Linked DNA regions of Mus musculus: regions 2, 3, 4, 5, 6 and 7 are each linked to region 1. The links are chromatin loops, found by intact Hi-C in ENCODE. Cell type or tissue: heart. All regions are shown on one strand.

Region 1 (4,000 bases):
CTTGGGGGCATAGACACTGGAGGCGCCTAGGTAGAAGTCAGTTCCAGGTCAGCCTGGGCTACAGCGACACCTGTCTCACAAACAAAACGAAACCCTCAACCAAACAACCATAACAGAGTTCCTTACACTACGGCTTCAAAAGATATTTTCCTTTTAATTTTTTTTAAACCGGCGTTGTTAGCCTCTTTTCCAGTAACCACTCCCCGCAAACGTAAGCTTTTTACAACTGCACTGACTCTTCGTAAAATTCTTTGTGTCCCAGGCCTGAGGTAAATAAATAATCAATGCACAGAACCTGGGTAGGTGGCAGATGCTGGAGGTAGCCTTGGCGCGCCCAGGGCGGTTCGCTCTCCCCGCCGTGTTCCTCCCAGGGCCGCTCGGGTAGAAACGGGACTCCTTCCCCAGACTCTCCGTGACCTCGGGCTCGTTCCCTCAGGTGGCACTCGCAGCACCCGTCAGCAGCCCCACTTACCGCGGCGCGCCTCTGCTGTGCTCACGCGGAACCGCGGAGACCGTTGGAATGACTCCACCCCCTTCCAGGAGAGGACTGTGATTGGTCCGCAGCAAACCTGGGGGAGGCGCGCGCCCGCCTATTGGCCACCGCTCAGAGCTTGCGTCCGCTCACGCACCGCTCAAATTGGCGCGCGCACGCGTATCCGGAATTCTCAGTTCCCGCTGTGGTCTTGTTTGTAAATCGACTGTGAGCTGGGAAGGCTGGGAAGTCATCTACAGGAGAGGAAAAAAAAAAGGCAACTGGACACGCTTAATCTGGAGAAGTGACTGCTGAGTAGCTGCCTTTATATCTTTGTTGTGGTTCTGTGGAACGGGGTCTCGCGATGCAACCCTTGCTTAGCTTGGAATTTGCTATGTAGCTCAGGCTAGCCTGAGACTCCTGGCACTCCTACGCAGCTTCCCAATGGCTACCAGGTCACCCAGGCTTTAAGCAATGACAGGGGAAACTTTACAACTTCATTTAAGATCAGTAGTCTAAAGATACAAGTTAGCCGAGCACGGTCGCGCAGGCATGTTGAAATAAAAAGGTGAGAATTTGAGACCAGCCTTGGGTACATAGATTTCCTCCAGATGAAAAAAGATTTTTTTTTTTAATTTATAATTCTGGTGAACAAAGCATTCCATCAGGACTCTGAAGAGTAAAGTGGATGGAGTAAATTTCTCCACCACTGGAAATGTTCATATGGAAGCTTCAACCTGTTAGGGGTTAACGCAAGAGATCCTCTGCACTGTGAGGAAGTTAAGGATTTCCCCCTCCCTCTCCCTGAAAACAAGCCCGCTCTTCCTACATACTGTGCCAGCCTTTGATCCCTTTGAGTCACACACCAACCACGGAATAAATGACTTTCAAGCGCTCTTCCACCTCTAGAAAGGTATTTTCTAAGCAACCAAGTGCATGATTATAGCCAAGTCAGCTTTGAGGGCACAGCTGCGAGTGCCAAAAGTGGGTAGTCCTTGGGAGAGAAAGGAAAGCTTAAGACCTGAGACTCAGCAGAACTGGAATTGGTTTCAACTCTGGGAACCCTGGGGGTGGGACCAGAAATCAATCAAGGAATCACCTTTCTCTTTCACTGCTCCTAGCTTTTTGTACAGCTCCATAGCATAGACCTAGCAGTCGGTCTTTCTGAACTTCGAAGCTAATATAATTTTGGCTACCGCGGTGATGTCTGCATTTAGTCCAAACTGATGTTAAGCTACAGCTGGTTCCTCATGGAGGTTTTTATGGTGTGTTTTGTCTTCTGGAGACCCTCAGACTCATTAGGACTCTGACTGACTCTGCTCTGGGCTTCCCCAATTTAGTTGTAGGACTGAGCCAGAGGGTAGATAGTGAATTCTGCAAACTTACAGACTTCTGAACGATAGTCATGCAACAGTCTGACGTGCTTTTCAGTCTGCTGTTGCGGTTCTGTATTCATGGTTAGGATTTCTTTGTTGCAGTGAAGTGTTTTCGCTTACCATTTGGGATTACTGCTTATTTTACTACTGCCATTCATACTATCTAATGATATCTAATCTCCTCAGCATCTTTTCTTGTCCCTACTCCGACAGTGACCGTATTAGTCCTGTCTTGAAATAGAAACTTCCTTGGATGGTTCTTTGAAAAACACAGAGTTAAAAATGTCTCTTAGAAATAGCACAGACCGTAATGAGTTGGATCAAAGGAAAGGAGGGAAAAGACAGAGAGAGAAAGGGTCCCATTCTATCGACACAGTTTCCATTTGTCCACCAGAGGGAGGTATGTTAACTGGTGGGAATAGAGGCCAACAAGAGTGCTCTAAATGTTATTTTTAAACTTTTAATTAATTAATTTAGGGTTTCTTTTTGAGACAGGGTCTCGCGATGCAGCCCTAGTTGGCCAGGAGCTATTTAGACCAGGCCGGCCTCATAGAGATCTGTCTGCCTTTGCCTACCAAGTTCTTGGCTCAAATGTGTGTACCCTAATTTAGGATTTTTTTTTCTTTTTGGCAAAGGCCTCATTCTAAACCCCAGGCTGTCCTCAAACTCACAACAATCCTCCTGCCTAGGTATCATCACTATTTATTTTATTTTGTTCATTTGAGGCAAGGTCCCATATAGCTCAAGCTGACCTCAAGGCCAGACTTGAACTCCCAATCCTCTTGCCTCTGTCTTCTAAGTGTTAGGATTATAAACATGTGCCACCATGGCAAGCTTGTCATTATCTTTAAAAGTAGAGTGTTCTAATGTTGCAATTAAAGTATGAATATGGAAAATTATTACTTGATAAAAATCTGGATTGGCCCAGTTATTTATTCAGTGGATGAGTGTAGTGTGTGGTATGTGTGGGTTGTGTCTACCTGAGTGTGTAGGTAAGCAGATGCACCTTGGTAGCTCTTCTGAGTCCGTCATGGTGGGGATCTTCCTCTATTTCTCTATAACCTATTCCCTGAGGAGAGGGTCTCTCACAGATCCAGAAGCACATTGAAGCCAGCAACTAGGCTGGCTGGCCTGCCAGCTCTCGTGAGTCACCATGTATTTCCTAGTGCAGGAGCTATCAGCTGTAGGTACAATCAGCTGTGCTTGGCTTTTTATGTTGGTGCTGGGGACTCAAACCCAGGTACTCATGCTTGCACAGCAAATACTCTTACCTGTTGAACCATCTCCCTAGACCAGATATTTTTGAAAATATTTTCTAAAATGTATTTTATTTGTACACAGGATTGTTTGTTTGGACTTAACTGGTAGTTACACATGTTTTATTAGCAGGCTGCTGAGTTTGTCTTAGTAGGGAGAATATTTGCTATTCAATCTCGAGGACCTACGTTCAGATCCCAGCGCCTATTTATCGAGTTGGGGTCCAACAAATACCTGTACCTTCAGAACCCAGGGATTGATGCCCTCTTCTGGCATTGGTGTGTACTCACACCTACCTGTGAGCAGATACTCGTGCAGGTACACACAAATCAATACACTGGCACAGTCATAGGAAATGACGCAAGTCATGAAGCCAGCACAGCTGTTTGACACAGTTCCATCCAGGCTGTGCCGAGCGCTGCGCTGCCATGGCTGTAGTTCTGCCTCTCACTTTTAGGTTTTGGTGACTGCCTGCTGCACTCTTAGGGGCTTTCTGCATTATGGTTCATTTGATGTCTTTACCTGAGAAAATTATGTCTGAGTCTTTTTTTTTTTTTTTTTTTTTGGAGAATCCTTTCTGCTTTTAGGGAAACAACTTTATCTGGACACTACTTGGAAGTCTTCCTTATGCCCCGGAGATTGTGATAAGCTCAGATAATCAAAAGCTAGAAATTTCTAAATGAGGCTATGAATTCAGGAATCTTCTTGGGGTATCCATCCCTAAGCAAACTCAAACAGTATAATTGGTGCAGAATAAACAGAAGTAATTGACAAAGTCTGACTGACCAGGAGAATTGGTAACAGACTCTAAGCCTCTTTATACAATATACTGAGAGCTCTCTAAAAGTGCAGTGAAATGCAGTATAAAGACAGGAGTAGTCATACAGGGTACACC
Region 2 (4,000 bases), 84 kb after region 1:
TTGTCACTTCCTCAGAGGCTCAGGCTGCAGATGCAGTCCTGATACCTAAGGCTTCAGTATGAATTTTAGAGGAAGAGACACAAAAATTCTGTCCATAACATTGCCCCTCACGTCCTTGAAAACCAGTACCTAACAATACCTTTACAAAGGTGTTTTAATAACAGGATGAAAATATCCTGAGACCAAAAAGATTCTGTGTTTTACCTGTTTTCTTCATATTGAAAACAAAGATAACTGTGTACAAAGTAGACTAGCTAGAAGACACGTGTGTGTCTGTATGTCTTAAGTTGGTATTGTTCTTTTATAAGAAGTAGGAAGTGCAGTCACACCTAGTAATGCCAGCATCTGAGGAGGCTGCACGGTGAGCAAGGACGGCACTCTACCTGAAGCCTAGCTAATGAGTCAATGATGCGTCTAAAAATAAAGGAGGCCTGGCATGCTTTGTTTCATTTCCACTAAGGAGATCAACAAAAACCTCTAAGGCCAGAGCATCCAAAACTGTTTTTATGGCAATTCCTTTTTCTACTTCTCATGAAAACTTTAGTCTTATGAGTAAGGTTGTTGCCCTGTGTGATGGGCAAGGGAGGGAGACGAAGGATCAACTTTATATGGCTTCTCAGAAGCTGTAGGCCTCTGGCAGAGAGGTCTGAGGTATTTGGAGCAGACAACTGGGAAGGAAATCTCTCTGGCCTTAGAGGTTTTTGTTGGTCTCCTTAGTGGAAATGAAACAAAGCATGCCAGGCCTCCTTTATTTTTAGACGCATCATTGACGCATTAGCTAGGCTTCAGGTAGAGTGCCGTCCTTGCTCACCGTGCAGCCTCCTCAGATGCTGGCATTACTAGGTGTGACTGCACTTCCTACTTCTTATAAAAGAACAATACCAACTTAAGACATACGGACACACATACTTCCTCTATTTTGCTAAAATATTATTACTGGGAAAGGAGGAAGGATTCCCAGTGGAGTCACAGTGGCTTGTACAAAGGAAGGGGCTCATAAGTGTGTATATCCAGATGACTGGAGGCAAGAGGAAATCTTAGTGGAAGGTGGATGGAGATGACTGGCTTATTTTAGTGCAAAGATGACCTGGGTTTGGAAGTAAGATCCAGGGTTTTTTTTTTTAATAAAGGTCCTAGACCCCAGGAAAGGGACTGTTTCCTGGCATATGAAGGACCAGTTATACCCTAAAGACCCTAATCTGGTTTCTGACTAATCCTAGCCTATGATGTTTCCCTGCTGTGTTTCTCTGTTTTTGCAGAATCGAGCCTTGTACGTATATACCTTGTATATACTAAGCAAGCACTCTACCACTGAACCATATTTGTAGCCTGTTTCCCTGCTTTATATAAAGACAATGGAAAATTGTTCATGCAGTGTTTTTTGTTGTTGTTTTGTTTTAGTGCTGACACTAGAATGTAGAATCTTGAACATGCTAGACAAGCATATCACCCCTGAGCTGTATCCCACTGGAAACTTTCTTTTCCTTTTCTGTGGTTTTGAGACAGGGTCTTCTATAGCCATAGGCCATGCTGGCCCAAGCTTATGTAGCTGAGCATGACCTCAATCTACCAACCTTTACCTTCTTCTTCTCTCTCTCTCTCTCTCTTTTTTTTTAATATTTTATTTCATGTGCACTGGTGTCAATTCCCCTGGGACTGGAGTTAGAGACGGCTGTGAGCTGCCATGTGGGTGCTGGGGATTGAACCTGGGTCCTCTGGAAGAGCAGCCAGGGCTCTTAACCACCATCTTTCCACCTCCCCAAACCTTTACGTTCTAAATGCTAAAATTATAGGCATGTGTCACCATGCCCAACTGACACTTCCTTTTTTGATATTAAAATTTATTATTAGTGAAATTGTGGTGGTGTGAGCTAGTGATCTCTTTGAAAGATACTCTTTCTAGGCAGAATAAGAAATATGGTGACCTTCTTACACCTGAAGATTTTATCTTTTAAAATTTCTTGTTCAATGAAATAATTGCTTCTTAATAGCAAATAGATTATTTTCTTAATATTGTAGTTAGAATTTTGTGACGTCACCATTAGTATTAACTTAATATTAACTCATCACTTGAGAGAACTTGGGACATTCAGCCCTAAATGGAATGTCTCCCTCAGACTCCTCCCCGCAGGGCTCAGGGGACCCTGTGGAAGAGGAGGCAGAGACATTGTAAGAGCCAGAGAGGGTGGAGGACACCAAGAAATCAAGGCTTTTTTAAATCAGCATGGTCGAAGCTCATATGAACTTACAGAGACTGAGGCAGCATGCACTGGTCTGAACCAGACTTTTCGTGTATATTATACCAGTGTAGTGTTTTTATGGGATTCCTAAGTGTGAGATCTGCTTCTTATACCTTATCCTTGGGTCTTTTTCTTCTGATTGTTTGTTTTGTCCAATTCCAATATGTTAGTTTTTGTTATTATATTATACTTCATGATTAGCACTTAGGAGCCTGACTTGTTTTGTTTTGTTTTTGTTTTGTTTTTTGTTTTTTACTATGAGAGATAAAAAGGGAGGGGATCCAGATGGGAGTGGGGTCAGGAGGAACTGCAAGGAGACAGAGGGAAACTATAATCATATTATATTGTGTGAGAAGAAGAAATATGTTTCAATAAGAGGAAATACTTAGTTCATCACATGAAAGAGCATGGCCTTCATATGTATTTATTCATTAGTTCATCCAGTTTCTCCAGACTGTGTCAGAGGGGAGAATTAAGCTCATTATCACAGTTTTACAGATGAGCACATTAAGACAGAGAGGAAAAGTAGCTTGTTTTCAGGGGCCGAGCACGTCAAGAGAAAATGAGTCCCCAGAGGAGAGTCTCCTGGTGCTCCGAGACAGTGCGGGATCACAAGGCCAGCAAAAGGGCTCCTTCCTTTCTCAGAGCAGGTCTGTGGGAAGAAGCACTAAGGTTTGGAGTCCATTGCTGGCTTCTGAAGAAAGAGCCCTTGGGAGCATCTAACATCTGCCAAGTGGAGTGGGCACAAGGACAGCAAGCCTGCCAGGGGTCTGTTCTAGTACAGCCCAGGCTGCTCCGTGAACTTGATCAAGTAGGGAAAGAGAAAGGAGGGTGGAGCAGACTGGCTCGATCACCAGAACTTTCTCCCCCATCTTTTTCTTCCCCCATAGCTGTCCAGTCTTTTCAACAAGGCAGAAGAGCCTAAAGATGAATCTCCCTCTTCCTGGAGACTGGGGCTCAGAAAAACTGGTAGCCACAATATGCTGAGTGAAGTGGCCAATTCCAGGGAGGCCCTTAGGGATCGAGGTTCTTCCATCTACCGGTCCTCCTCAAGCCCTCGGATCTCTGCTTTGCTGGATGACAAAGATAAGGTGCAGTGGGGGAGGGGAGGGCCGTGCAGGGGATGCCAAGGCAGTGTGCTGCCCTGGAAATTCAGTCATGACAACAAATGGAAATGTTTTTGCTAGTCCTCAAGTTTTGAAGTACAGACTGTGAAGATTTTTTTAAGTAGAGAACAAAAGTAATTCCTCATTACAAAAGGAGGTATTTTGGTATAATGTATTTGGTGTCTTTAAAAAAAGGGGTTGGTCTGGTCACTCTAATAGTTTCACCAAGCAGTTATTTAGTTGCTAGCCAAAATAGATAGCTTTCCTTTCGGCTTTTCTTATGTTCTTATGTCTTTTCTTATTTTCTTATGCCCGACCCCCCCCCCAGAACAAAACAATGACTGAGAAAAATTGTGCATGGCCCAAAAGGTTCTTCTGAATCAGTACCAGGGACACCTACTCTTTTGATGTTTCAAAGAAAAGTTGAGTTGAACTTTGAACTTTAATGCAGCTGGGCAAATCAGCACTTAGTAGCTTGTTGATTCTTTGTTAACAATTAAGACAGGTTGGCCTGGATCTTGCTATGTAGGATCAGCCTTCTACAAGCTGGAATTCCAGGTGTATACTACCATACCCTGCCTGGTAGAAAAATTTAACCTGTGATTTTTATTTATAAATATATGATTAGGCTGACCACAAACAGTTCACCATCAT
Region 3 (4,000 bases), 320 kb after region 1:
CCCCCAACCGAAAATACAGGAGATGCTTAACCTGCTGGGCACACACACAGCTGGCGTCGTTAGCTTAGCAGCTGATTTCTAGCAATTGGTGAAATACAAATTCAAACCCTGACCTTTCATCTTAATCCTACAACCCAATCCTCCTCCCGGTGCCACACTATAGAAGACAGATCCTGGTGTCCAACTTAGAGCTAAGGATTGTAGTGACCTTGAGCACCTCAGTCTACCCCGCCTTCCCTCCTGTGGACCCAGCTCCAGCCCTGGGAACTAGGAAAGTAACTCAGTCCTGCCCTCTGCTGCCCTCTTCTGTTGTGCGCTAAAAGTTTCCTGCGACTTCTTCAAAAGCTGGAAAACAGCCTACTCTTCTCCAATCGCGCACGCTGCCAAATGGCTTCACTGCATTAGATTCTAAGTAGAAGTAACTGTGGTTGCTGTTAAAGGAAAAAAAAAAAAGAAGATTCTTAAGAGATGGCCTTCCACATCAGAACACTGGAGTGCTATCCAAGTTTCTGGCAGATGTAGAAGACAGACATGTTCAGTCCGAACTGTATAAAGTTCATGATTAAGGGCATAATTTTTGCCATCAAAATCCCATCCTTGGGCCTGAAGAGAAGGCTCAGTGGCTAAGGGTTCATCCTGCTCTTCCAGAGGACCCGGCATCTCCCAGCAGACACACTAGCCAGCTTACAGCTGGCAGGAGATTCTACTTCCTTTCCTAGCTCCTGAAAGCACCGCCCACATGTGGCATACATTCTCACAGGCATCTTTAAAAATCCCCAGGGCTGGAAGGGTGGATGACTCTGTGAGCACGTATTTACTCTTCCAGAGAACTGAGTTCCATTCCCAGCATCCCTGTGTGAGGGGGCTCATGGCTGCCTGGAACTCCAGGCCCAGACAGGTCTTCTCTGGTGCCCACACTCACACTTTTTTGTTTTTAATGACCCACTCTGGAGCTGGAGAGAGATGGCTCAGTGATTAGGACCACTGATTGCTCGTCCACAGGACACAGGTGCAATCCCCAGCACCCATGATGGTTCACAACTGTCTGCAACTCCAGTCCCAGACACATGGCGCACAGACACACATGCAGGAAGAACACCCATACAGGAAGAAAATAAATTTTAAAAAATATCCTACCTTACCTACAAATACTTTGTATTACAAGTATTAATCGCATGTAAATCTGTAAGAATCATGTCTGCTCGGCAGTGATACAAAAGTGTTTTTCTAAAAACTCAACAGTGGCCAATGAGACAGTGGGTTTATGGTTTTGCTGTTGTGCCTGACAACCAGCATTGGACCCCTGGACCTACATGGCAGAACCAACTCCCCCACATTGCCCTGACCCCTCAACTCATGCACTCACATGCAAATGCAACAAAACTTTGTTGAGACACAATAGAAATATGAAGTAAAAAGCAGCCTGAGAGCTGGTGTCTTGCTGCACATAGTTCTACCCCAGTTCTTAGTGTTACCGTTCTTAGCAATGGCTTCCCCGGGCTCACTCTACAGGCTGGCCGGCAGAAAGAAAGTCATCATCTCCTGTTTGCATCCCTAAGACCCAGCAGATTTGGATTCAGCTAAGTGCCCACTGCCCTCAATCCTCTTCCAGTGAAGACGGTTCTGGGGGAAGAACAGTGAGGTTTCCCGCGAGCACACCAGCCCAACCAAAGCCAGCCACCCACAGCAAGAAGACCTCTTTCTCTCACCTTTGCTCTCCCTGGGGTCAGTACATAAACCTACCCTAAGTTAGAACTATCATCAACTTGACAGGGAGTAGAATCACTTGGAGGCAAATCTGTGAGCAGCTTCTCTAGATTGCTGAATCAAATACAGATGCAGCCTGACCTCCAGCTACTGCTGCTGCTGTGGCTTCCCCACCATGTCAGACTTTACTCTCAAATGAACTCTAACTTCCGTGTGCAGACATCTTGCTGCAACAAAGCAATGAACTGATCCAGTGCACAGTATTTTCTCCCCTAGAAAGTCCTGGAGCCTTTAAAACTGCTGATCTTATTGAAAGTTGCCCAAACTAGTGTTTTTCTGCTTTTGGCCCCTAAACAGGATGAACCCAGAAAAATACCAAAAGGCTCCATAACACTCAAGGAAACAAAATAGCACTATCTGGTGGCCACCGCTGGAGTAGCAGACAGAAGACAGGCTGTCATTCTGAGAAATGAGCAGTTGGGCAAAGAGCTTTATCAGATTCACTACCTCATCCCTTCTCCAGCCTCAGCCACCCCCACCCCCACCCCCTACCCTTTATTTCCCGACACTACTCCACTTGATTCAGTGAAAAGTCCTGTTTGCGTTTGCTTGTTCAATGGATGGAGAGGGGAGGATGTAGTGATAGAAACAGAGCAATGAGATAAGCAGGAGCCTAAAAGCCTCCATGACCTATGTCAGTTTTCCAAGGCATGACAACTACTAAAAGCTGGTACCCAGGACTTACTTGCTTCCTGCCTGTGAGTAGCCATGGCAACAGTACTGGGCATGTATTCTCAGCATCAGTGAGGCAATGGAATCAGAGCAGGAGGCATTCGTTCAACACAGAGGGCGGCCATTTCAAGACTTACATGTGACCACTAGATTCTTCTCTGAAAGTCTCCTCACACCAGGACCATACACACAATGGTTGGCCGGTACCTGTAGGTTGAACCCTAGGGCATATGCCCACCATACTCAGATGAAGCAGGCTCACCAAACCTCATGGACAATATTCTTATTTCTCTGGAACCTGCAGGAAGTCCTAGGCAAGAAGTGGGACAGAGCAAAATGTTCTTAGAATAGACCCAGTCCCAAAGTTGGCCCTGCTAGGAAGGACTGTTAATCTTTGGGTTCCACATGCTGCACCACTTGCTCCTTACACTTGGTTTGAGTTTGGCGCTAAGTGACCACCACCTTGAGCATGGGAAGTACACTTTCAATTGCAGCAGGAAAGCTATAGGTGACTAGCACTTGTCTGAGAGCTTAGGGTGCCTTGCAAGTTTTGACTGGCTTGGAAACACCAAACAACTCCCAGGCACCTGGGACTACCTTTAATGACACCCCTCCACTTCCCCAGTCGACTATGCTCATGGTCATTGCCTAGAGAGCACTTAAGAGCCTGCATAGGCCCTCATCCCATATCAATTTCAAAGTATAATGAATACACATGGTTATGATGTAGGCTAAAATTAGATGCACATTTCTCCTTTTATCGTTTGCTGTCAGACCAGCAGCCCCGATCGTTTGTCCAGTCCAGTACGCTCACAGCAGAGCAGATGGGAAAGCACCGGCAGGGCAGCTCAGCACTGTTCTACCTCTAGCATGAGGCTTGCCAGGGACTAGCAAACCGATGGTCCACCTTACACTGGAAGGTAAGTGTGTAAGGTAACTATGTTTCTATAAAACAGCCTTTCTGTACAACAGCCCTGTGGTCTCTACTCACCTGAAACAGACCATAGGATGTCACTAATGCCATCCCTGTTGAAAGCAGGTTATTCAAACATTCACCACACACGACCTCACCCACCACAGCCCTCTACCCTTTTTCTCAGAACTCCAACCTGGAGTGGGATTATTACTTCTGCTGCTGGCTGGCTTGACACGTCTCATCTATACTGATGAAAACGTGCAGGAACATTTGTATGTGCTATTTATACATGAAATTTGTTTACAAAGTCTGCAAATACCTTACAAATTGATTATAGCTTAAAAATGGATTTACAACAGCATTGCGTTTTGCTTAGAATGTTTTAAGCAGCATTTTCTTTACAAGTTACACATGAAATCTCTCGAAGTTGAGAAACTTGGGCCACAGGCAAAGGACTGAGGACAGAAGGCCCAAACGGGGAGAAGCCATAAACTCCGGTGTTTCAGTCACGTTGAGGAAGGATGGCTCCAAATGCAGCCAGCCCATAACATGCTGACGATGGGGTCTTCAATGCTCTCTTCCGAAACTCTTCAACAAGCAATATTCCAGATTCTATTTCTGCAGCATTGTGGCAGAAGGAAACCT
Region 4 (4,000 bases), 240 kb after region 1:
ATCACTCCTCTCTACCCCTCAAGCGAGGGCCTCAGCTTGACTAGACAGAGTGGAAAAGCCACCACTTTAAGGATAGGAACGAGGCTTCCTTGACCTTGTCAGGCAAGGCACTAAAGTTGCTGGACCAGTCGCCAACCCGGTCACCTATCCCCAGCTGCCTCTGGCCCCAGAAGCTGCTCCCTCAGGGCTCCAGAGCTCTCCTGGAAGGAAAGGAGGCCACACTGTCTACTACGTGGGCATCTACTGCCCAGGCATCATTGCACTTGAAAGGACAGAAGGGTGGGATGCCCGCATAGGTGCTAAGCAGGACAGTGGAAGCAAGCGGTAGGGCACTGGCTATGGGGCCTTGGGGAGCCTTGGTGTGCACGTGGTCTGCGAGGAAGAGAGACAAGCAGGGTAGTGGCGCTCTGCACCTGGTCATGATCTAGAGAAGTGTGGCTGTGGACAAGCTTGCCCAGAGGATGGACAGACACACAGACACAGACAGACAGACATCCTGCCATGCATGAAGCACACTGCGCCTTCCACCTGCCCTGCTGTCCTTCACACTAGAGGCTTCTCCTCAGTTCAGAAGGGACACTCCTCCTCTCTGACCGCACAAGCGCCTTGCTCAGCATCTCAGGCTTTCAGAAGGGTGTGTGGTGTGTAAACCCGGAATGTGTGAGGTGTCACGTGCCGCCGTATGGACATGGAATGTAAGAGTGCGGTGTGAGGAATGGGTTATATGTGAATCCGTAGCATCAGTGGGGGATAGGAATGTGTGCTATATATGTAGCAGGTAATAGGGCATGGGGACATAGAACTGTGGTGTGTGGTGTGTGCAGTAAGTAGTGATATGGGTGGCAAGAGTCTGAGTTATATGGTGGGTGGAATATCCTGGACATAGTGGGCATGTGGGTAGTATGTATGTATGTATGTATGTATGTATGTATGTATGTATGTATGTGTTGCAGGTTATAGGTGTATGAAGTTTAACGTATGGTGGAAAGCCAGGTGCATGTAGTTAGTGGGAGTGGGGCACAGAGGTAGGGGTGTGTGTGGCAGGTAGAGGTGTGGTAGGTAGGGTGTATGGGGTGGGGTGGGGCTATGTGTGACAGGCGGTGGTGTGTATATGGTAAGATGTATGTTGTGTCATCAGGTTATATGCTGCTGTGTGGTAAGTGGGGTGTATGTGGCATGGTATATATGGAGGTGTTCTGGAGGCTATATAGTGTCTGTGATGAGTAGGGGTTTGTGGGGGTGAGCTGGGAATGGCACATGAGACAGGGAAGCTCATAAAAGCACATGGTACGAAGGGTGTGTTGTGTATAATGGATGTGGGATAGGGGTACATTTATGGCGTGGTGGGTATATCTATACATGGTGGGCAGGGAGTACCAACATGTAAACAGAGAATAGCCTCAAAAGCAGGGACTATGGCCGGGTGACAGGGACTGTGGCCAGGTGACAAGGACAGTGGCCGGGTGATAGGGACTGTGGCCAGGTGACAGGGACAGTGGTGGGTGACAGGGGCTGTGCCTGGGTGACAGGGACGGTGGCTAAGGCTCCTCTTCCTGCTTACTGCTTGATATGAGTGTTTAAGCCCGTAGTGCCCCCTGCTGTCTGACCAGGAGCCAGGCTGACTACAGGCCTGGGCAAGGTTCCTGCCCAGGGAACTAAAAACGGAAGCAGGAGGGAAGCTGCAGAAGGTGGCTTTGCCAGCCAAATAATGGAACCTGACTTTGGTGCCAGGTTATCTTCAACCTCAGCTAGAAGAGAGGCTGGCTCCAACTCTCAGGCCCATGAAGGGTACACATGTTATCAGGAAGCTGTCTGTGCCCACATACAAGTGGACACTATGTGTTTGAGCATAAATATAGGTGTGAATGTGTTCACAGGCACCGTGAGTGCAGAACAGAGCCTTGCATGGGAAGTACAAAGCCCAGGGGAAGGGACAGCTGGGTTTTCAACTCAGCATTTTCCCAGGAAGCTGTGGTTACAGCTGAAGACCCTACACTTGGGTAATGAAGATATAATCTGATTGCCTTTGGAAAGTGCTCTGCATCTTCCAAGATGGCCCGCAGCCTTGAAGACCTCACCTGAATGTAAGACAGCTCTATCCTCAGACACAGATAGCATGTGGGCTGCAGAATAGCCAGGGCTAAGATCCCTATCCACAGGAAAGCCCAGGGCTATGCTCTGACCACAAGTCCAGGCTCTGTCCAAGAAAGCCAGGGCTACCACATAGGTAGGTAGGTGGGTGGGTGTGTAGGTGGATGGGTAGGTGTGGGGGGGGGGGGGGTAGGTGGGAGGGTGTGTGGGTGGGTGGGTGGGTAGGTGTGTGTGTATATGTGGGGGGGGTGGGTAGGTGTGTGTTTATGTGTGGGTGGGTGTGTGGGTGGGTGTGTGGGAGAGTGGATAGGTGGGTAGGTAGGTGGGAGAGTGGGTAGATAGGTGGGTGGATGGGTAGGGGGGGTGGGCGTGGGGGGGTAGGTGTGTGGGTGTGGGTGGGTGGGTGGGTAGGTAAGTATGTAGGTGAGTGGATGGGTAGGTAGATGGGTAGGTAGGTGGAGGGGTGGGGGTGGGTAGGTGTGTGGGTGTGTGGGTGTGTGGGTAGGTGTGTGGGGAGTGGGTAGGTGGGTAGATGTGGGGGGTAGGTGGGTGGATGGGTGGGTAGGTAGATGTTGAGCTACTACACAGCTGGGTGGCTGGGTGCCTGAGGTCCAGAGCCTTCTTCCCCAGCTCTGTATATTCCTTCCTCTGAGACTGTCCACTGCTAGCTGGTATCAACTACCTGTGCACACTGCCTAGCTCCACACAGCCCACAAAGATGATGAGAAAGAAATGGCTTGTTTCTTCTTCTTGTGTTTTCTTACTCTACCCCAACCCTGCCCAGAGAAACAACCTGGTAACAGCCTAGAGGGCAACTGAGAAGGTGGGGTCTCGCCAGGTAGGGCTTCTCCTGGAAACCTGTTTTCCTTTTAGGCCAGACTTCAAGGCTACAAGCCAGACTGACTAACCAGTGGCAGGGTGGCAAAGCCTGCCACCCTGGAATGATCCACCTGAGGGGAGAGTGGGTATCATCCTGACCAGCACACCCTCCAAGTCTGGCAGCAAATCCTATGGGATGACTTTGCTCACTAATGTCTGCCTTCCCCAGCCTTGAGACTGACCCTTCCTAGCACAGTTAAGTCATGTCTGTTCTTCTGATAGTCACTTTCTTTCACCCCAAATCCTATACGAGGTCCTGTGCTGAAAGCTAATTATTCACGCTGAGTAAGACTCAACACTGTCCCAAAGCAGCTCACTAAGGAGATGCCAGGCTCAGGCCTCTGGAATGGTGGAGCAGGCATGACTCCCGTGGCTTGATGGGATACACCCAAGACCCCACTGTGAACCCCTGACACAACTGACTAAGGGTTCCGCTTTCCATCAGCAGCTCTAAGTTTCTCTGAAAAGGCTGGCCTCACAGGGGAGACATGAAGGGGAGCCAGCCCCGAGGTGCAGATGAAGGAGCCATGACTGCAGCTCTCCAAACTTCAATGCTGCACCTCGTTTGTGCTCCTTCCCACTGAGGGAACGATGATGACTCCCAGTTTACAGAGGAGGAAACTGAGGCTGAGCAGGACACAAAAGAGAGTGCCTGGTATACACCCTAAAAAAAAAAAAAAAAAAAAAAAAAAAAAACCCTTTCCCAAATGATGAAGAGAGCTGTATCTCCAAGTAATGGGTGGCCAGGTGGCAGGTGAAAAGTCCTAAAAAGTCTAGCAATCCTGGTCTGTCCTGGTGCATGATGGGGGTTCTGATATCCGGCAAAGGGTCATCAAGGGAGGACAGTCTGGTCCCTTTGTTTCAAGAGTATACTCTCCTCCCAGACACTGGCCAGGAACAAGGACCAAGAAGTTTTGGCCCAGACGCAGATGCCCATTACTGCCAGCGCCCCTGACAGCTCACAGTATCCGGGAACGAAAGTGGGTCATGCCAAGTCCTGGGGGCATAATTACAGTCCCGGAAGCCAACT
Region 5 (4,000 bases), 99 kb after region 1:
AAATATTATGCATTCGTGAATATGTGATGTTTATACATTTACTCTAGTGCACAGAGAAGTACCATTCGTTTCATTCGAGAAACTAAAGAGCAGTCTTCCATTAGCTAAAGAAGAAATCACTCTAAAAGTGTTTCTTAGGGCAAGGGGTATGACTCAATCGGAAAGTGTTTTGTACAGGTGTGAGGACAAGAGGTCAGATTATCAGCAGCCATGATAACAGGACTTGGCATCTGTAATCCCCACGTCAGCATAGTCAATCCATGACCCTCAGTGACATGTGATTCAGAGAGAGAGACCCTGTTTCAATAAGTTAAAGTGGAGAAGCAGTTAAGGAAGACACCCTCCCACACACAACTATATGTGATCATGCACACACTCACACAAACACGTGCACCCACGTTTCCCACACAAAGTGTTTCCTAGCTGAGAGAACTTAAATGAGTTAAATTCATTAAGATTAAGATTGGAAAGATGGAGAAATGTTTGTTTTCAGGCTGTATGGAAATGCTGCGTTCATAGACTCCTAGAGAGCCACTGCATCCGTGAACTTTGTAACATCCAGTAGATAAGGCATCGCTCGACCAATGGAATCAGATTTTGATTCTGTTCTGGCTGTTTTGTCAGTCCACGGCTGTCCGCTGAGCTCCTTCACCTTAGCAAATAGGGTGACCTGGCTACATCTCCTCAAGTGGCAACTGTATGAACAAAGAATTAGCTGGTGTGGGTGGTCCACACCTTTAATCCCAGCACTTAGGTGGAGGCAGGGTCTCTGAGTTGTAGGTCAGCCTGGGATACATAGTGAGACCCTCTCTACATAAAACAAATAAAAGAATTAACAAGACTAAACTGAGATATTAGTGAACTATATGCTGTATCAAGATGTACAAAATTGATTTTGTTTCTTAGAAAACAGGTCTTGCTATATCCTTTTGACTGGCCTGATACTTAACTGTATATAGCTTGCACTGAACTTATGGCAATCCTCTTGCCTCAGCCTCCTGAGTGCTAAGACTCCATATAACACCATACCTGACTTTCTGTACAAAATTATTTTTTAAAATTGTGTAAGATAACCTCCATGTTATGTGTATAGGGTGAACATGTCAGTTTTTGGACACTAAAAAGTATCTGAGAGAAATTATTTGAAGGAGGAAGGTTTATTTTGTTTATGGCTTCAGAGATGACACTTTGTGGTAGCTGCTTTATTGTTTCTGATAGAAGTGTGGATGAGCAAAGCCGCTCATGCCTGACAAGCAAGATGGCAGAGAGCAGCGGAGAGCACGGACTGGACCAATGCTGCTCCTGGGAATGTCCCTCCAGTGACCAGTCCCACTAACGAAGCCTCTCACCTGAATGTCTGCAAGGCTGCCCACTCAGCAGGCGGTGGCGTCTGGTCACTGCCCTGTTGTTGGACCTACTATCTGGAGTCCAAGTATGAACATGTTGTTGGGAACACACTATATGAAACCAGAGGAGTCTTTTCTTAGCCAAAGTGACTCCTTATTTTATGAAAATACTTCAAAGTTTGATAGGCTTCTGGTTCCCAGCAGTTTGGTTAACAGCTGTTCAGCCTGTGCCATAAAGAGATAGTGTGAGTTATGAACAGTGTGTTAACGGAGATCTGCTTACGAATACTTTCCCTGGGGGACTCCAGGAGGCTGCCACGAGAGTCTGGTGCTTAGACAAAGGTCTGTATGATAAGTAGCAGCTATGAAAGAACATGGAGTTTAAGCAATCTTTAAAAATAATTTTGTATAGGATGTCAGATATGGTGATATATGTAACCCTAGCACTGAACCTGGACCACTTCCCTGCAACCTAAGCAACTACTAATATTTTCTCTTTTTCTTATTTTCAACCTTTCATGTAAAATGGAAACAAGATGAGGGGTTATAATTAGCCTCTTTCTGGTATATTTCCAAAGTGCATCCATGTTGAGGCAGGTATCAGGACTTGATTCCTTTTTATAATCTACCATTTGATATTGTTTGTTCATTCATAAATTGATACATTCACATTATTTCTACCTGTTGGCTGGCCATTATGACAAATATCACTATAAACATTTGTATATATATATTTTATGTGGACATATTTCTCAGGTATATGCTACTAGTGGATTTTGTAGGCAATATGCCACTAGACAGCTTTAAGCTTAAGGTATCATGAATTTTAAACTGGCTTTTAAACTCTGTCTGAAGTTATTAGACAGGAACAAATGGGTAATAGTGAACGTGACGTGACTAGCAAAGAGACTGTCACAGAAGAAATGCACGTAGGACAAATCAGGCTCGCAATGGGGAGTGACAGAAGGGATGAAGAAAAGTGAGTGTGGTAAAAATATATTGATTACACTTAATAACTGGGAGGAAGGGAGCTGATGCATTGGCCATGTGTGGAGGTCAGAGGACAAGTTGCAGAAGTTGGTTCCCTTCTCCCTCCATGTAGGTCCTGGGACTTGAATTCAGGTCATCAGGATTAGTGGCCAAGATTATCGTTATATTTATATGTAGCACTGTGGATACGGAGGCTCAGATTTTACTGACACATGTGAGGTCATACATACTTAGCTGAGACTTGTAACCAAGAATTTATATCAAGTTAGAGCTCTGGAATGGCTGCCCAGCTCATGAGATGTGTACATTGTAGACCCTGTGCCTCAAAGAAAGGGAAAAGAAGAGAATTTATTCAAGGATCTAGACAGGGACAGAAAAGTAATTGGAGAAAAAAATTTACTACACATAGAATTTGGAATGCCAGGTCAAGGATTTAACATAGACGCTAGGTCTTTATTCCTGAAAGCTTTGGATCCTGGCACAAGCATACGGTGTTATAAGTGAATAGTCTTGTTAAGTGGAGACTTGCATATGCAGACCGATCAAACAGCCGTTTATTGAAGGGCTCTGCCTGGCATATGTCACTTCAGAACGTTTCTGTGTGAAAACAGGGTTAGCTGGAAGGAGTGAGGGAGGTATAACAAATCAAGTGGAGAAGGATGGCTTACGCTAAATTAAACAGCTCACTCAAGCCTTCTCTGGTCACCTGGGAAGAGTGGTGGTTGGTGGTGGGGCTTGGGAAAGAGTGGCTGTGGCAGGTACTCAGTGAACTTGCTCTTGCCCTGCAGAAACCCCCAAATTACCATTCCACTGGATAGTCTTTGGGAATTGTGGCACTCGAGAGGTAGGCAGGAACCAAATCAAGCCAGTTTTTATCTGGGTTATGTTAAGAAACTTGATCTTCTGTTCTCAGAGCTGTGAAATACCATAGTAGAATTTTCAGCAGGGGAATGAGCTGATCACATAAAACATGTCATTTCAGCCTTTACAGAATTAAAGCCATTTAGTTTCTCACTTTAGATGAGCATAAACTAAGAGAAAAAAAATCAGATGTTTTGAAACAGCTACATTTTCTTTTGAAAGAGCATGCTGAGTGATAATTCTTCTCTTTTGAAGCTTCAGCTTTCTCTGTAATCAGCCCATTGTGGAAGTGTTTTGACTCCTGCTGGGAAACCACAGTGGAGCCTTGGAGCCCTCATTCACAGGTCCAATTGGAAACAATTAGTAGCATTGGGATAAATGGGGATTTGAAGCAGGCCACTGCAAGACTTAAGCAGTAGAAAGCCACCGCTCAGAAATAATCTCCCTTTGCCTTGTAATTGAGTCACTTAGGCTGGGCTGGGATTTAGCACACCATTTCACAGTTGTCTCTCCTTAGGGTTTTGTTTTCCGGCAGGCATTGTGAGTGTATGCAGGACTGGCCAACAATCAGTTTCAGCTTTCTCCTTCTGGCACTACGTATGGACGCAGGTGACCACTGATATCTTGTTAAATGGACAAAGCCAGGTGCAAAGGATAATGTATGATACCAAACAAACACAACAGTATTTACGATGTTTGTTGGGGGGGGCATTCTGGGGAATTCTGCCCTCCTTTTCTTGTGTGAAAAAGTATTACTGTTATAATACAATGGAAGGGGAAATAATTGAAGAGAAATTTGCTCT
Region 6 (4,000 bases), 410 kb before region 1:
AGAAGTGGAACGTGAGCTGAGCTGGAACCAGGCCGTGGATGAGGGGTGGGTAGGGAGGACTTGGGATTCATGAGCTATTTTTACTGGGAGACTGGGAGTAAGATGAGAGCCTAGGCCACAGTCTCTGTTTTCAAGTCGTCCCTCTGTGCCCAGGACCCCAATCAGAAAGGTGGGACCCCTCCTATATGCCCAGTTTGGGCTGAGGTGGAGACAAGTGAGGGGGCTCTATCAACAGCTGGCCACAGCCCTTCCCTCTGGCTGCCCAATTGGCTGGAGCTCAGGCCTCCTGGATTAAAGCTGTAATGCTGTAACTCATCAGTGGAATCACTGGCCCCTTCTCTTAACCCTGCCTCCTGTTGAACCCGGACTGCTGCCTGCTCCACATTCCACAGCAGGGGAGGGCAGCACCGGTGGGAGGAGAGTGCCACCATCAGCCCCATCCTGGGCAGAACCCCTGAGCATCTCTGGACTGTTTTCCAACGCTGTTGAGCAGATTTGTGGCAGCTAGAGAGAGGGTGCTCACGTGCTTTTCAGGACCAGGCCTCTGAGACGTCCAAGGCATTACCAGCTATATAAAGACACCTCTCCATCCAAGAACACTTACCTTCCAATCTGGGTCTCTTCACTGTCTGACCTTGAGCTTGCCTCTGAGTGTCTTCATGTATAGAATGGGGATAATAGCTGTCAAGAGGATGATATATAATGGAATCGAAACTATGAGTCCGTCCTTCCTTCCTGATCAGAAGAGGCCCAGGACCTGGAGCCAACATACAGAGGTGTGGTGTAAGGTACTTGCCGGCTTGATCCTCACAGGATGCTAAGGTGTCAGATTCTACAGGGCAGTGTCCCGGTCCACGGAAGCTAGGTATAAAGACTGTGAAGGCTACCTAGAAGAGGTGACCTGGGAGTAACACAGAGCTGTCTGCCCATCTTCCCTTGCTGTGATCCTTGAAGTCATAGTCTTTGTGCTCTCAAGACATCTGGTGACAATTGCAGGAAGTTTTGAGGTTTGGGGATGCTGGGATAGATGGTCTGTGGGAGCCCCAGGCATGATAGCTAAGTGCCCTGTACTAAGAGTCACCCTGAGACCATTCTTAATAGTTTTAATTCAAGTAGGGAAATGCCAACTTATCCAATGCCCCTACCCCCAGTTCTCTAAGGTCAGCCCTTTTTTTTTTTTTTTTTCCAATCCATCCTCAGGAAATCTAGCCCAGTGCAGCCTCAAGTTTCTGGCTTCCAGCAGCCTCCTAGGTTCTAGGCAGAGCCATTATCCTCACAAGGTCCCCAGGGCCCTCTGTAGCCATACATCCAGGGGGCATTACTTCAGATTCACATAGCCCAGAAGTCAGAACCTGGGGGTCCGAGTCATAGACTCCCTAGAGCAGGGGTCTGCCCCTGAGTGAATTCACAGGTTCCCTCTCCTCAGTGAAATCAAGGGGTACATGAATTTACCCCCTGAACCTTGTCACAGAAGAGCATGATGTCGAAGTATGTGACGGAATACATTGCCCTTGAGTCAGCAATCTGGGACCCTATGACAAGTGGCTTTGTAGTATAGGATATAGTATAGGTTTGCCCCAGCCAGAGCTGCAGGGGGAGAAGGGCTATTTAACACAGCAAAGCACCGGAAATAAGAATTCTAAGAAGAAAGAGGAAGCATTCCAGTGCTGGGGGGCGGGGGGGGGGGAGGAGCTGCAGAGTCCCATCGAGGATAACACTCCATCTCCCTCAGATACTCTTAATTTCCAGTCCGCTGTGTGTGTCTGTGTGTCTCATTGAGGAGTAAACAGAGCCCAGAAAGGCCTGGGGAAGCCTAACTCGCTATGTTTGCCCCTTCCCATCACTTAGCAATCCTGAAAAACTACACACGCCAGAAAGAGAAAGAGAGTGGATGCAGGAGGGACACTTAAGAACTAGGGGACCCCAGTGATGTAACTGTGGCCTTGCTGGGATAGGAGGAGACCCCGAACAGCCTCGGGGGTGGTATAGGAATCTAGTTGAAGAGGAGGGGTGGCTTTATGTAATCAACCAATCAATCAATCAATCAATAGGCCTATACACTGTATGAGACCCTGGGCTTGCTTCTCAGCTGAAGCACGCACAACCCTAGACAAACATGGACCTGTTCAGGTGTGAGTGTTTGTCAGGGGTAGGGTTGGCAGAGCTCCAAGGGGTTTGGGTTCTGGGAGGGGAGAGGGCTAGAGCAAAAGACAATGTGGGAATACAGCGGGGCCAAGGGAAAGCTAAGGAAGAGGAGGACGCAGGGTGTTTGACTAGAAGGGAGGCACCTGGACAAAAAAAGTCTTTCTGGCTATGAGGGAAGGAGGGGAAGGAAAGGAAGAGGGGAGGAGGAGGGAGTTCCAGAAGGGGAGAAGGGTTTTTGGGCACTGACGGGCCTCCCAATGAGTGCAGCACCCTTGGTGCCTGACTCGCAGGTTGATTTCAGCTGGATAGCATCTGCTCTCAGGGGTGAAGGTTGTGCTCGGTCCTCCAGATGGCGACAAGAGAACTTGGTTTTCCAGAAAAGCTTGGTCTCTGAGTGGCCCGTGTCCAGATCCTACTCCTCAACAGTGGCCAAGTAAGCATGGAGTTCCCGGCTCGGCCCTGAGACCGGAGCCCTTTGATTGTCATAGGTCATACGTTGAGCTCCAGGGACAAAGTGAGATATAAAAGCCTAGCTAACTGCCCGTGTCCACGTGCCAGACAGACACTGGTCCTAGGCCCGCTCTAGGTCCCCCTCTCTGGCCAGGGAAAGTGGAGCGAAACGAGAGCAGGAGGAGGAACTTCTCGGTTTGGGGGCAGTAGACCTGCAATGGAACCTTGGAAAGAACAGAGGAGGTAGATGCTGAAGAGGATGCTGGGAAAGGCTGAGGTCAGGTGTTGCTTCTCCTGGATCTAGATGACCTGCTCTCCCTGGGGATGGGGGGGGGGGCGGGGGACGACGACGACGACTTGGCGTTGAGTCTAGATTCATTAACTTGAATGAATCATTTGCTTTCTTTGAACCTCTCCGCTCCGCCCCTCCCCCGCCCCCTATTAAAACGTAGGTGGTAGATGGGCATAGATCTTTTCTATTGCTAGTTCTGACCTTCCTTGGTTTTAGGAAGGAAAAATCCACTAGACGCGTGACTCCGGGCTCAGGAGCCAGAGGCGGACAGCAGAACTCGCGGAGCGGACAGAAACACTTCTGTGAATCCCGCGGGTCCTGAGCTCAAGCATCCGCTCCGCACCTCGGGTGGGTCTTGCAAGACAAGGACAGTCGCGTAGGGTGGGGCTGGAGTCCCTTCCCCCTCTCTGCTCTTCTTTGACCTCCCGCCGCCAGAGCCAGGCTGCTCTGAGGAGTAGAAGAGCCTGGGTTGCAGTTTTCCTCGAGGTGGCGCTGCGCTCCCACATCAAGTTTAAACGCACTTAGAAATGATTACGTCATCCCAGGCCTAATTGGCTCTGGGAAGCAGAGAGTTGGGAAGTGTGTGTGCTCCCAGCCCCCAGCCCAGTCTAAATCGTGTTTCCAGTTAAGTAAACAAACAAACAGACAAACAAACAAAAACATGCAAAGGTGAAAGGTTCTAAAGGAGACTTAAAGTCTGGAGACTGGCCCGGTGTGGTAGCACACACCTTTAATCCCCGCAGAGGCAAACAGATCTTCAAGAGTTCGAAGTTAGCCTGCTCTACATTAGGAGTTCTATGTTAGCCAGGACTACATAGAAAAGAGGAAATTATATATTTATATATGTAAAACTAGTTCCATTTGGCTTCCAATGTCATTGTGAAAAACTATCACTGGTCCGTTTTTTCAGCAGCAGAGAGGAGTTAAGACCTCAGCCCTACCTCTTATTCGTCATGTACCCACGTGCAGCTGATTAACTCTATCTGCAAAACATCGAGGCGATTGGCTTCCACATCACAGAGTTGGAAGATAAGCAGAAGCACCCTTAAGCATCTAGCTAGTGCCCTGCACCATCAGATGAAAGCTCATGGGCTTGACTCCAAAGCATACTCT
Region 7 (4,000 bases), 69 kb after region 1:
TGTAAATATTGCAAAGTAAAAATAGTATCTCCTCTGGTTTTTATGTTCTGTTGTAAAGCATTAGGTGTGTGCTCCTCATGAGTGTGCATCACATAGTGTTTTATTTAGCCTGGCTTATTTAGCCTTGGCAATTTTGTAATATGAATGGCATTGCCTCAGATTTGATGAATTACCAGCTTGATGAGGGAACTGTTCTTTGTGGTAATATTTGTATGTTATTAACCTGATGAAATATCTTGTCAGACTTGGGCAGAACTTTAGTAACGCTGCTTTCTGGGGTCTGCCTTCTGCAGGCGTTGATCTAGAGCAGTCAAGGAAGGAGGAAGAACAGCAGATGTTGCAGGATGCCCGCCAGTGGCTCAACAGCGGAAGAATAGAAGATGTGAGGCAGGCTCGCTCAGGGGCCACTGCCCTGCATGTAGCTGCTGCCAAGGGTTACTCTGAAGTCCTCAGGTATGGAGCTGGGTACTGGGAGAAGGTGATGTGAGTTTTAGAAGCAGGAACTTTTAGCCATGATGTATTTTCTTGTTGTCAGTTTCCTCTTGGTTTGCTGGTGTTCCTTCATAGGTGGTCTTCCGGAAGGGAGCTATTACTGTTGCTCTTCCTCATATGTGTGATGTTAGGTAGACTTGAGGCACAGAGACACAGGAAGACCCTGTTCAGCTCTGTGACTTGTCATTGGTTCTCCTGAAACCTCCTCCTCTATGACTGTACAGACTTATGACCCTTCTGGTTTTATGATTTGGACAATTTCTGGGCTCATTAGGTGAATTATAGATCTTGAGTATGCAATATCCAGCTTTCGTAAGAGAATTAGAGTGGTACATGCCTGCATACATGCACTCGTGCTTGTGTGTGTGTGTGTGTGTGTGTGTGTGTGTGTGTAGATGGCTCCTTGGGTAAAAGCATCTGCTGCTGAACCTGATGATGTGAATTCAATCCCCTACATGGTAGAAAGAGAGGCTGAATCCTCCAAGTTGTCCTCCTACCTCCACTTGTGTCCTGTGGCACGTATGTACCCACCACCCACCCACCCCTGCCGCACACAAACACACACACACACACATGCACACACGCACACACACACACACACACACACACACTCAAGCATACCAAAGAAATCAACTTAAAATGTAATTGAAAAAAGCAAGAAAAGAGAATTTGACTCTACTATTTTTCTTTTCTTATATTCATGCCTTATCTGACTATCTGACTCTTGGTGTTTAGTGTTGACAAGATTTCCAAAATACATGTTTGTGTCAAGTTGAGAAAGACTAACCAGCACAGTGTAACATGGATATGTGTAGGGAATGCCATATGTATAACCTTACAGTTCAGTGAAGATTGTAAGCGATGCTCAAAGTAGTAATATGCATTATAGATTATCCCTTAGAAGGCAGAAGAAATCACAGGGTGTTTGAGGTATTAGTGGAGTGATAGGTTGTTTGTTGGAAAACTTTAAAATCAGGCCATAAGTGTCCCTTTTGCGTTTTCTTCTAGGCTTCTCATTCAGGCTGGCTATGAACTCAATGTTCAGGATCATGACGGCTGGACTCCTCTTCATGCAGCTGCACACTGGGGAGTAAAAGAGGCTTGCTCCATCCTGGCAGAAGCACTCTGTGACATGGATATCCGGAACAAACTGGTTAGTGAGCCTGAACCTCTAAAAGGGCAATGAGATCAGGTGGCTGGGTGCCTAGCACAGGCTTGAAGGCTCTGGTCAGTGTCCAGGACTGCGCTGGGGCTGTGATGTCCTCCAGCTCCTTGCTCCACGGCTTATTCTCTCTGTAAAAGTACTGAAGCCAAATAAACACAACCCAGTCATCTGTGTCTACTTGTGCTCAAGCCCCTAAAGAAACAGGAAGTGAAGAAAGGTAATTGCTCTTGATGACAAATGAACTTGGAGAGACCTAAGGTCCCTGTCTATGGTGAGATATGAAATATTTTACTATGTTTCAACTCTGGGTCTTTTAACTGCTAAGTTCTTGGCATATGGACTCCTCTAAGAACAATCTGTAATGGCAATGATTGCTCCATTTTAACTATAAGCAGTCCTATCAGCCTCACTTCAAACAATGTAGAACCCTGAGATTCTTATCCCCGCGTCTCTTGATTTTCTAGACTCCAGACACATGGTCCTGTCTTTCTTACATAACTCCCGAATCCTGGTCTCATTCTTAGACTATACAGAGTATGTGATTGTTCCTGTGTTTTCTAGAAGTAACCTGCCTGGCTTCCCTCCTCCTCCTCAAAGGGAGATCATTCCTGTTAGTCCTCAGCGTGAGTGTGACCCAAGGGCATTTACTGAATGTATCCTCACAGTAATACTTTAGAACAGGTGTACATGGAGATTCCACTGGACTGTTTGTCAAGAGGCCATAAGCATTAGAACTGGTGTAGTGATTTTCTCACTGTTTCACATGTTTGAAGGACTTGCTGTTTCTTAAAGCATCTTCTCTGTGACTCATAAAGGCAGCTCAGTGTAGAGTATCAGGAGGCAGCTATAGGCTGGGCATCTCCAACCCAAGTCTGAAATCTGAAATATTCATAGCTCAGTATTTATGAACACTGAATATGATGCCCCAAGTAGAAAATTCCAGGCCATGAAAACACAAAATTATTTAAAATACGGTAAGAAATCATCATTGGGCTCTATTTGTACAATATATGTGAAAAAAGTAAATTTTATGTTTACACTTAGTCTCAAGATTACTATGTATATATATCTCTGTGTGTGTGTGTGTGGTGTGTGTGTGTGTGTGTGTGTGTGTGTGTGTGTGTGTGTGTGTGTGTGTGTGCATATATTCTAAAATCAAAGCACTTCTTTCTGGTCCTAAGCATTTCAGATAAAGGAGATTCAGCTTATATTGCAGGAATAAAAGTCAGTAAGTAAACAGAGAATAGACCCTGAAAAAGTCACATGACTGCCGCTTCTGTTTTCTATCTGTCATGGTGCCCCTGTGTTCTGCTAGGGCCAGACGCCATTTGATGTGGCTGATGAAGGTCTCGTGGAGCACTTGGAGATGCTTCAGAAGAAGCAAGATGTGGTAAGTCTGGACGATGCTTTCAGAGTTTCCTGGAAGTTAGCAGTGACTGGGGGTCTCGGCCCCCTGCTTCAGCGTCATTTGTTCAGGGTTGAGCTGGATGTATCTACATTTCACAGATGTCGTTCCCTTCAGGAACTATAAACGGCATGTTTGAAAAACCATATTGTAAAAGGCTATATAAAAAAGTCTTTAGGCAGTTACAGTCCATTACAGAGAGGACCGACCTTCCTTCCTTCCTTCCTTCCTTCCTTCCTTCCTTCCTTCCTTCCTTCCTTCCTTCCTTCCTTCCTTCCTTCCTTCCTTCCTTTCTCTCTCTCTCTCTCTCTCTCTCTCTCTCTCTCTCTCTCTCTCTCTCTCTCTCTCTCTCTCTCTCTTTCTTTCTTTCTTTCTTTCTTTCTTTCTTTCTTTCTTTCTTTCTTTCTTTCTTTCCAAGGTTTCTCTGTGTAATAGCCATGGCTGTCCTGGAGCTCACTCTGTAGACCAGGCTGGCCTTGAACTCAGAGATCCACCTGCCTCTGCCTTCAAGTGCTGGGATTAAAGGTATGCATCACCAAAGCCCCACTGTATGTCTTTCTTAAGGTAATACTGCAAATCTGTCACATGGTGTTGGGCAGTACTTGGTTAGTAGTGGTTCATACATACGTCAGATTGAGAAAACATCCAGAATTTAGTCCTCTTCTCTTTCCTCCTTACTTTAAAACCTTAATTGCTTTTCTCTGCCTTTCTGCCTGGTACTCTGCAGAAGAGCTACATATGTGAATGGAAATCTAACAGGTGCACAGGTAAAGAGTTGACCCACTCACATTTTCTGCCAGTAATTGGACAGGGGAATAAAATTAGTGTAGGCAAGAAAAAAACCAACAACACTGGTTTCCCTTTTCTCCGCATTCGCATGTAGGCGTGGGAACTGACATTTAGGATGACTGTAGGAAATAGCGTGGGTTTCGATTCAG

Evidence for each region. Peaks named below come from ENCODE experiments on the same cell type or tissue, not always from the same donor. Only the 100,000 strongest peaks of a DNase experiment are listed, where the experiment ranks them.
Region 2: a loop joins it to region 1, with 2.2 times the contacts of the local background. A loop is called at or near these places in 6 of 42 quality-filtered maps.
Region 3: a loop joins it to region 1, with 2.7 times the contacts of the local background. A loop is called at or near these places in 6 of 42 quality-filtered maps.
Region 4: a loop joins it to region 1, with 2.7 times the contacts of the local background. A loop is called at or near these places in 5 of 42 quality-filtered maps.
Region 5: it touches region 1 in a loop (2.6-fold over the local background); 9 of 42 quality-filtered maps call a loop at or near these places.
Region 6: it touches region 1 in a loop (2.4-fold over the local background); 4 of 42 quality-filtered maps call a loop at or near these places.
Region 7: it touches region 1 in a loop (2.6-fold over the local background); 6 of 42 quality-filtered maps call a loop at or near these places.

What each region holds. Positions count from the first base shown.
Region 1 is chr1:134,959,082-134,963,081 of GRCm38, reverse strand. It overlaps Ube2t (ubiquitin-conjugating enzyme E2T), which reads right to left and starts at 517. Exons shown (of 7, transcript NM_026024.3): 1 at 296-517. In heart, CTCF peaks have their summits at 69 and 2,240 (motif pointing right); a DNase peak (open chromatin) is centred at 541; H3K4me3 peaks cover 1,410 bases; H3K27ac peaks cover 1,157 bases.
Region 2 is chr1:134,875,296-134,879,295 of GRCm38, reverse strand. It overlaps Ppp1r12b (protein phosphatase 1, regulatory subunit 12B), which reads left to right. Exons shown (of 24, transcript NM_001368827.1): 10 at 3,131-3,331. Among named protein-coding and RNA genes, the nearest start is that of Gm51265, 69 kb to the left of the region's middle. In heart, no CTCF peak of the experiment used is centred here; no DNase peak of the experiment used is centred here.
Region 3 is chr1:134,635,011-134,639,010 of GRCm38, reverse strand. No RefSeq gene overlaps it. Among named protein-coding and RNA genes, the nearest start is that of Syt2, 72 kb to the left of the region's middle. In heart, CTCF peaks have their summits at 318 (motif pointing left) and 2,123 (motif pointing left); no DNase peak of the experiment used is centred here.
Region 4 is chr1:134,723,052-134,727,051 of GRCm38, reverse strand. The region is part of intron 1 of Syt2 (synaptotagmin II); the gene reads right to left. Among named protein-coding and RNA genes, the nearest start is that of Syt2, 16 kb to the right of the region's middle. In heart, a CTCF peak has its summit at 1,619 (motif pointing left); a DNase peak (open chromatin) is centred at 1,621; H3K27me3 peaks cover 651 bases.
Region 5 is chr1:134,860,319-134,864,318 of GRCm38, reverse strand. The region is part of intron 13 of Ppp1r12b (protein phosphatase 1, regulatory subunit 12B); the gene reads left to right. Among named protein-coding and RNA genes, the nearest start is that of Gm51265, 84 kb to the left of the region's middle. In heart, no CTCF peak of the experiment used is centred here; no DNase peak of the experiment used is centred here; H3K27ac peaks cover 322 bases.
Region 6 is chr1:135,367,771-135,371,770 of GRCm38, reverse strand. It overlaps Lmod1 (leiomodin 1 (smooth muscle)), which reads right to left. Exons shown (of 3, transcript NM_053106.2): 3 at 3,706-4,000. It overlaps Shisa4 (shisa family member 4), which reads left to right. Exons shown (of 5, transcript NM_175259.4): 5 at 1-315. Among named protein-coding and RNA genes, the nearest start is that of Shisa4, 5.3 kb to the left of the region's middle. In heart, CTCF peaks have their summits at 2,490 (motif pointing right) and 3,365 (motif pointing right); DNase peaks (open chromatin) are centred at 2,630 and 3,350; H3K4me3 peaks cover 1,322 bases; H3K27ac peaks cover 1,493 bases; H3K27me3 peaks cover 815 bases.
Region 7 is chr1:134,889,803-134,893,802 of GRCm38, reverse strand. Ppp1r12b (protein phosphatase 1, regulatory subunit 12B) reads left to right here. Exons shown (of 24, transcript NM_001368827.1): 4 at 294-453; 5 at 1,501-1,645; 6 at 2,973-3,047. Among named protein-coding and RNA genes, the nearest start is that of Gm51265, 54 kb to the left of the region's middle. In heart, no CTCF peak of the experiment used is centred here; a DNase peak (open chromatin) is centred at 1,732.